Linked DNA regions of Homo sapiens: region 1 is linked to region 2. Evidence: read pairs that join two places in POLR2A ChIA-PET (ENCODE). Cell type or tissue: MCF 10A. All regions are shown on one strand.

What was found. ChIA-PET counts read pairs that join two places held together with the same protein. Peaks named below come from ENCODE experiments on the same cell type or tissue, not always from the same donor. Only the 100,000 strongest peaks of a DNase experiment are listed, where the experiment ranks them.
Region 1: POLR2A ChIA-PET joins it to region 2 with 6 read pairs; 2 of 35 experiments call an interaction of 5 or more read pairs at or near these places.

The regions. Positions count from the first base shown.
Region 1 is chr5:100,646,136-100,650,135 of GRCh38, reverse strand. No RefSeq gene overlaps it. Among named protein-coding and RNA genes, the nearest start is that of FAM174A, 110 kb to the right of the region's middle. In MCF 10A, no CTCF peak of the experiment used is centred here; a DNase peak (open chromatin) is centred at 2,315.
Region 2 is chr5:100,541,129-100,545,128 of GRCh38, reverse strand. The region is part of intron 1 of FAM174A (family with sequence similarity 174 member A); the gene reads right to left. Among named protein-coding and RNA genes, the nearest start is that of FAM174A, 7.8 kb to the right of the region's middle. In MCF 10A, no CTCF peak of the experiment used is centred here; no DNase peak of the experiment used is centred here.

The DNA.
Region 1 (4,000 bases), 110 kb before region 2:
TGGCTCACTGAAACCTCCACCTCCTGGGTTCAAGTGATTCTCCTGCCTCAGCCTCCCAAATAGCTGGGACTACAGACACGTGCCACCACGCCCAGCTAATTTTTGTATTTTTAGTAGAGACGGGGTTTCACCATGTTGGCCAGGATGGTCTCCATCTCCTGTCCTTGTGATCTGCCCGCCTCGGCCTCCCAAAGTGTTGGGATTACAGTCGTGAGCCACCGTGCCCAGCCAATATAGGCTCTTTTTTAGGATGGAGAGAGGGATTCTGGGTGGCAACAAGTTTGCCAGTCATTACAACTTTACCACCATACCACTAGTCAAACCCTTGTAAATTCTGGTTGCAAGTAAAAGTCAAATGAAACCAACATTAAACACGTGGACAAAGAAAAACACCAAGCTTTTTCTGCCTTGAAACTAAAAACTAATCAAGAATCTTGAAGTGATGTGATTCTCAAACTGCAAAGCTCTAAAAAGGAAGCATTCCTTGCTTTACCTCTGAAACTAAGTGACAGAGGAAAGAATGTTAATATAATGAATTCTGAGAAGAGGCAGACAGACAAATTATACACTGAAGCCCATTAAATGTTCTTGCCCTTGAGGAATCTTAATCAATGAGAGATGCTGAGCAGAGTAAAGAAAACTGACAATTCCTTCTTTTTCTGCCATTGCCCTCCCACTAGGTGATGAACTCAGGCTAACTAAGCAGTTTTTGTGCCTCTTTGAGTTTGTCCTAAGCATTTAAATTAGCAGCTTAATTGTCTCTGTATGTGGATGGTGGGGTAAGATGAAGAGAGACTAAAAGAGACAATTGATTGCCTTTATTAATTTTAAGTTGATAACTTAATAATTAACTTATTTGAGTTTTGAAGGATTTTTCAATTTGCCATTGATTTTATTATTGAAGCAACTACAATTCCAATATTCTTTATTTTATGAACATAGGACTAGATTTGCTAAAACAGCCTCTAATTTGCCAACATATTGAGAACTTGAGAACTTTTTTTAATAAATGGAGGACTGTAGGAACATTTTATGTCAATGATGCTGATACGTGCTGAGAAAGTTGATCATTATTTTAATGTACTCATATGTGTTAGAGAAAAGTAAAAATAGAAAAAAATAATTGAATGACCAGATAATAAATACTTTTTTTATTTATTCCATTTTCAAATTTTCATCTTTCCCACAAAATGCCTCAGGGTAACAGTACTAAAATTAACATAAAATTAATCCCCAAAATTAGAGTTGTGATTATATTAGCATAAAATGAGTTTTAAAATACTTTTCCTTCAGTTGTCATCTATATCAGGTAGCCAAATGAAAAATATAGTCATTATGTGCCCCTTTAAGAAAGGTGGGGAATATGAGACTTGACAGTGTCACAGCAAGGAAGACATTTCAGAGCTAAATGTCCTTTATTGAAAACAACTTATATCCAGCTGTCTAATGTTTACATTTGAGGAATCTGAGAAGGCTGTGAAATGGAATTGGGTAAAAATGTCAGCAACCTCAAAGAATCCAAGAGAAGGAAGAAATGAGTCAATTAATAATCTCGTCCATTAATAATCTTTATACTATCCATATTTGTTGAATCAAAATGAAAAAAGTTTTTAAAGTTAATTAATAAGACCTTCAATGAGCAAAAGAAACGCATCAAACTACTGCACCCTGAAAAACATTATCACTGAAAGTGTCATCACACTAAATGTTGATACAGAATTTAAATTTAATAGGTACTTTCTTCTGTTAAAACTTTCAGAAATGTAATTTGTTAGATTTCTTCAAGCCATCTAACTCTAAGCATAATTCTAAAAAGATGTATGTCATCGTCAGATCTTTGCTTGCAGCAACTTTTAGCTTCTGCCTTGGGATCTTAGATATTGATTCTTATAGGATTTATTATAGTTATCCTTAATGGGCTTTAAAAAGAGGAGTCCTATAAGCGTTTGGGACTTTTCGAAGAGCTGACTAAAGAGAAAGAGTGTTTGTGTATTCAGATGAAATGCAAGGGAGTAAGCAAGAGACGCTGTGTTCGCTGAAAGAACAGCCAGTTCTGAGAATTCTGTGAGGTGTGCACAGAGATACTATGTAGCGGGAGTTCAGGTGACTTTGAGAAAAATAATTTCATTGTGAAATCCAGAGGCATTTAAGGAGAAACAGAGGGTACAGGCAGAAAATACTGTGCTTCCTTAGACAATAACTGAATCCAAAGAAATAGCCACGGTCTTGGAGGAAGTTATAACCTACCTAAAAAGGACACATGAAAGGAACTTCCATTTCTAAGAGGAGCTGGGCACAGGGCCAAGAGCAGGGAGTGCCTGACTGACACTGTGTAATTCTTTAACTAGGGCCAACCTGACCTGAGAAACTGGAGTTTTATATCTCCATGTCTCCCCTATATTTACTGAGCTTGTAACCCAAGATTCTGATGCACTTCAGTAATTTGTTCACGGTGTTGGCTGACGGTGTGTGAAATCCAGCAGCAAGAACCATAGGGTAGAGGGATAGTGAATAAACCAAAAGCTTAGAAAGTGATTAGCCCCGGGGGTGGAGGCAGATTTATTTTGAAGCTACTGAGACTTCAGTTTCAGTCTCTCTCTTGGACCAGCCCTTTTGTGTGGGCTGGCCTCAGTGGCTGCAGGCGTTATGAGAATGCAGCTAAGCTACAGACACATTTAATTTGGGATTAGTAAGATGTACATATCTGTGCTTTACAGTTATTTCCATTTATAGGTAAGTTTTTGCTTGTCTCAGTGTCAAAATGGCTTCCAGAATGTACCCACCACTACTGTGCCAATTCCCTTGTGTCCTGAAATGAAGAGGCAGGACTCAACATAAAACTCATAACTCTCACTACAAGGAATATTTGAATACTAATAGATGAATGAGTGTCACCATTACAAACAACATTTAAATTTAGTCACTGCCAAAGAAACTCATAGTATCTGAAATATTACAGTTCATATATAAAAGAAAGTTGATAGAGATTTGTCCAAATTTTCAAATAATTTTCCAAATTTAGGGGAAAAACACATTTACAGTAGTGCAGCTGTAATTTTGAACAGTTTTCTTAAAGGCAAGACTAAATTATCCTTCTATTTTCTCTAAGGAAAATAATATTATAAATTGTGGGCAAATAAACAGGTAATCAAAAAGTGTGTGTGAGAAAACATTTTAAATGGTCCATTTTCAAGGCCTAATAAAGCTAAGTACTGGCAACCAGCCTGTGGACGTGACAAACCGCACGGCTCATGCACCTAGAAGGTCACGATAAGTGAACAGAATGTAGAGGAGGGGTCAACCCATAAAAAGGAAGAAAGTTTCATTATTGGGAAATCAAAACTTAAGTGGGGAAACGGACGGGGGTATAACCTTATAAGGGGGATAATGAAACGCAGGTGACATCCGGGAAGACTGTAACCCCATATTACTCGGCCAATGAGGAACTGGGGGAGGTTCTTGCATGTTAGGAGGTAAATTACCTGCTGTAACTGCCCCAGCTGTGCCTGCCTATCAGACACCCAATCTTGCAAGACTGCTGTTAAAAATCTCGCTTCTGCTGTTCTCTGTGTCTCCGAGTCCATTCTTTGGGTTTGGACAGGCGAATGTGTTTCTCACAGTGTGCAACTAAAATATACATGGTGTTCCTCGAATTTTGGGCTGTTTGGGTTATAGTATATAGAGAGATGCAATCCCCAGATTCGTCTTTCAGAACAGAGGCCTTCATTCTTCTAGTGGCTGGAAGTGGTGGCTGCTTTTTGCTCATAGCTGCAGCACCTTCCAGGAATTGCCCAGCCTGATAGCAGCTGCCTTGATTGAGATTACACCCCATTCTGAGTGCAGCCCACCTCCAAACCAGGTCACTAGTGAGGTACAAAGACCTGACGTTCTTGCCTGCCAGGAGCACAGAGTCGATAGACCATTTCAGTTCTAGAGTTCCCAGGGGAGTGGACCGAGCCTTTGTTGCTTCTGCACTACAGGTCAACCTGGGTCAATTGGT
Region 2 (4,000 bases):
AGAAGAGAAATACTACAATGGGCACTGGAGATCATGACAAAAGAACTCAGGAACTTTGAAGTGTAGGAGTAGAGGTGATACTCAAGATATTTAGCTATTTAACAACTGGCAGGGCATAAGGACCATCTAGTCAGAATAGACGCTTGCTGTAGCAATGGGTCCAGAAACACTGGTAGAGTGTATTGGTAGATACCACCTGAGCATTGCTACCAGTTGATAGTAATGTTCAAATGCTATTGATTTTGTTTTCAGAAAAACTTTGCAATAACTAACCAGAAGCATCTCAATCTAGTTTCTCCATTTTGTCCCACATTCAACCTCTATCAATTACAGAGGAATGCATTTTCTGGTTGTACTCTAATACCCTGAGGACTGCAGTCATGTTAGATATACACTGGTGAATAATCTGCACATTATCTTGGGTAAATACATGCAAATATACACCTGTTAAAAAAACTGACTTCTCTGCACAAGCATATATCATGAGGCTCCAGTATGGAATTGAAATGAGTTAAAATGACTACATTATTGCAGGATTGATGTTAACACCACTCTCACACAGCTACCTCACATTTTTAATCTTCATTTACATGTTTTGATTTCACATACATTATTTCTTTTTTATTCTTTTCCTTTATCTTTCTTTCTCCTCTTTTCCCCCTCTCTCTCCTCTCCTTCTCTCTCTGTCTCTCGATCTCTCTCTCTCTCTCTCTCTCTCTCCAGGATCTCATCTGTTTGAGGATGCAGGAGTACAAATGCAGGGGTACAAATGCAGGGGTATGACCTTGGCCTCAACTGTTTCCGGGATGCAGGGGTACAAATGCAGGGGTACGACCTTGACTTCCTGGACTCCAGTGATTCACTTCAGTTTCTTGAGTAGCTGGGGCCACAGGTCACCACAACTAGCTAATTTTTTCTTTTTTTCATTTTAGTAGGGATGAAGTCTCACTATATTGCCCAGGCTGGTCTCAACCCCTGGATTCAAGCAGTTTGCCTGCCTCAGAATCCCAAAATGCTGGGATTACAGGCATAAGCCACCATGCCCAGCCTGATACATTATTTCTTATTTCCTTTTGATATTAATTCAGAAAACGTGAAAATCTACTATTTTCTAAATAAGGTATAAAAAGCAAACAGTGTAGAAAAGAAGACAGAAACAGAACCACCTATTATAGTCCCCTGGAAATAATGTCATAACACAGGTATTCTCAAAATGGTCTGGAATCACAGAGATTTCCCAGTAGAGTACATGTTCCATTTCATCTTCAAAGACAACCAGGAGTTAAACAAGAGAATAAAGAAAGAATGCAAAGAATTCCATCCTTGAAAAATGTACTTGCATAAAAATATAGTTCACTAGAGACTGGAAGACAAGATAAAATAAAAAATGATGGCCGGTAGTCCCAGCCACTCGGGGAGGCTGAGGCAGGAGAATCGTCTGAATCCATGAGGTGGAGGTTGCAGTGAGCTAAGACTGTGCCACTCCCCTCCAGCCTGGGTGACAGAGGGAGACTCCATGTCAAAAACACCAAAAAATCTGATTAAGGAGCTAATTAAATACTAAAGAGTATGAACATTGATCCCATGAAATGCCATAGAATTGTGCTACCCAATAGAACTTTCTGCAGTGATGGACATATTCTGCATTGTTCTGTCCAATACAGTTGCCACTAACAACATGTGATTATTTAGCCCTCAAAATGTGGCTAGTTGGCGGGTGAAGTGGCTCACACCTGTAATCCCAGCACTTTAGGAGGCCAAGGCAGGCAGATCACTTGAGCTCAAGAGTTCGAGACCAGCTTAGGCAACATGGCAAAACCAAATTTCTATAAAAAATACAATAAATAGCTGGGTGTGGTGGCGTGCGCCTGTAGTCCCACCTACTTGGGAGGCTGAGGTGGGAGGATGGCTTGAGCCCGGGAGGCAGAGGTTGCAGTGAGCTGAGCCAGACCTTGTCTCTAAATAAATAAAAGAAATGCAGCTAGTATATCTAATGGACTGGAATTTTACATTTTATTTTTCATTAACTTTGTTTGAGACAAGGTCTTGCTCTGTCATGAAAGGTGGAGTGCAGTAGTGTGATCATCACACACTGCAGTCTTAATATCCTAGGTTTGAGTGATCCTCCCACTTCAGCCTCCCAAACAGCTGGAACTTACAGGCCTGCACTGCTATACCCAGTATGTGTATATACATATATATTACACACACACATATATATACACACACACATATACCCCCTACACATGTGTGTGAATATTATACACACACACACACACACATATATATATATAAATATAATAAGCAGGATCTCACTATATTGCCCAAGCTGGTCTCAAACTCCTGGACTCAAGAGATCCTCCCACCTTGGCCTCCCAAAGTGCTGGGATTACAAACGTAAGCCACTGTGCCCAGGTAACATAAGTTTTTAAATAGCCACCTGTACCTACTGGCTACCATATTGGACAGTGTAGCAATAAAGGATTATAAGCACACACATAGTATGATAGATTTACATCTCAGAGGGAACACCATCTGTTCAGTGTTGAAGGTAAATTGAAAGAGAGACAGGTGAAGTGGAGAAAAGTTAGAAACAATAGCACAATAATCTAGTGATGTGAACCTAAACTAATGTAAGGTCAATTGAGCTCATAAAGCAGCAATATAGTCAAGAAATATTTAGCAATTGAAATTGGATGACTGTATGTGAATGGTAAGCAAAAGAGAGACATGGGATGACTTAGGTTTCTAGTTTGAGAAACTGTGTAGATGATGGTGTTATTCTCCTTATAAAGAGAGTACAGCAAGATTTGTCCAGGGATAAAAATACTGTTTCAAGCTTAAACTTGAAAACAAGTCTGAATCATCTATCCCGTAAGAAGTTGGCTGGCTATACATGTCTGTAACTCAGAAAGTAATTAACAGCTTAGAGGTGGCCATTAAGGAAATGAATTTTGGATGGATCACCCAGGGAACATGGACAGTGAAAGCAGGGCCCAGAAAACACTGTCAGTTGGGAGGTGAAAGTCATTCTCTTCCACAAAAATTCAATGCATCTCGTTGTATTCTAGGAATCAGATTGGGCCTTTAGGGACCAAAGATGAGTAAGACAGAGGCCCTGCTCTCCAGACATTAGCTTGTAGAAGAGTCCTAATTAGGAAGAAGAGTTCATGGAATAAGAAATTCATGAAGAAGCTAGGCAAGAAATACTCAAGGAGGTAAGAAGAAAATCAGAAGAGATGTCTCAGAAGTCAAAGTAAGAACCAGTGCACTGAGTGCTACAGAAAAGGGGAAAATATCCATGAAACTGAGACAATGTGCTTATTAACCATCTTCTGCATGAGTAATTCTAGAGTGGTAGAATTAGAAGCCAGACTACAAAAAGCATAAGAGAGAATGAAAGGCATGGAAATGGGAACATTTCAATGGAAAATCTCTCTCCTGTCCTATGACAAGAGCTTTATTTAGATTCCCTCCTTAATGTCTTCTTAGGTATCTTCCTTTCCCATATCTTCAATATTTCCTTCTGTACTTGCTCTTTCCCCACTAATGGCATTTAAACAAGACTGGATAGTTCATTCTTAAATGGACCCCTTTCTACAGCTCTCATCCAATACTTCTCCCTGCCTGCACAGTTAAGAGTGAAATGAAATATATCCAAGCAGAAAAGGTCAACTGAAAATAGATTCAGTTACAGGGCAAGTTTGTAAAAGATTTATGCTGATTAGAGATAAATATTTAGTCTTCTACAAAAATATAATAGTTTTTGTTATGTTATGAAGTGGCTTTTCAGATGGCTTTGTCTAACAGGAATGATATTTAAGAGCAGCCTTCTCCAAATAGCTTCAGCTCTTGCTGCCACATTCCCAAAAGTTTAGTTTATTACCACAAAAAGCAGTGGTACTCCTTCACTAGATAAGCTCCTTGAACACAAATATGATGTCTTTATTATCTTTGAAGCCCTAATATTCAGAAGTTTGAGAGATATAACAGTCATTCA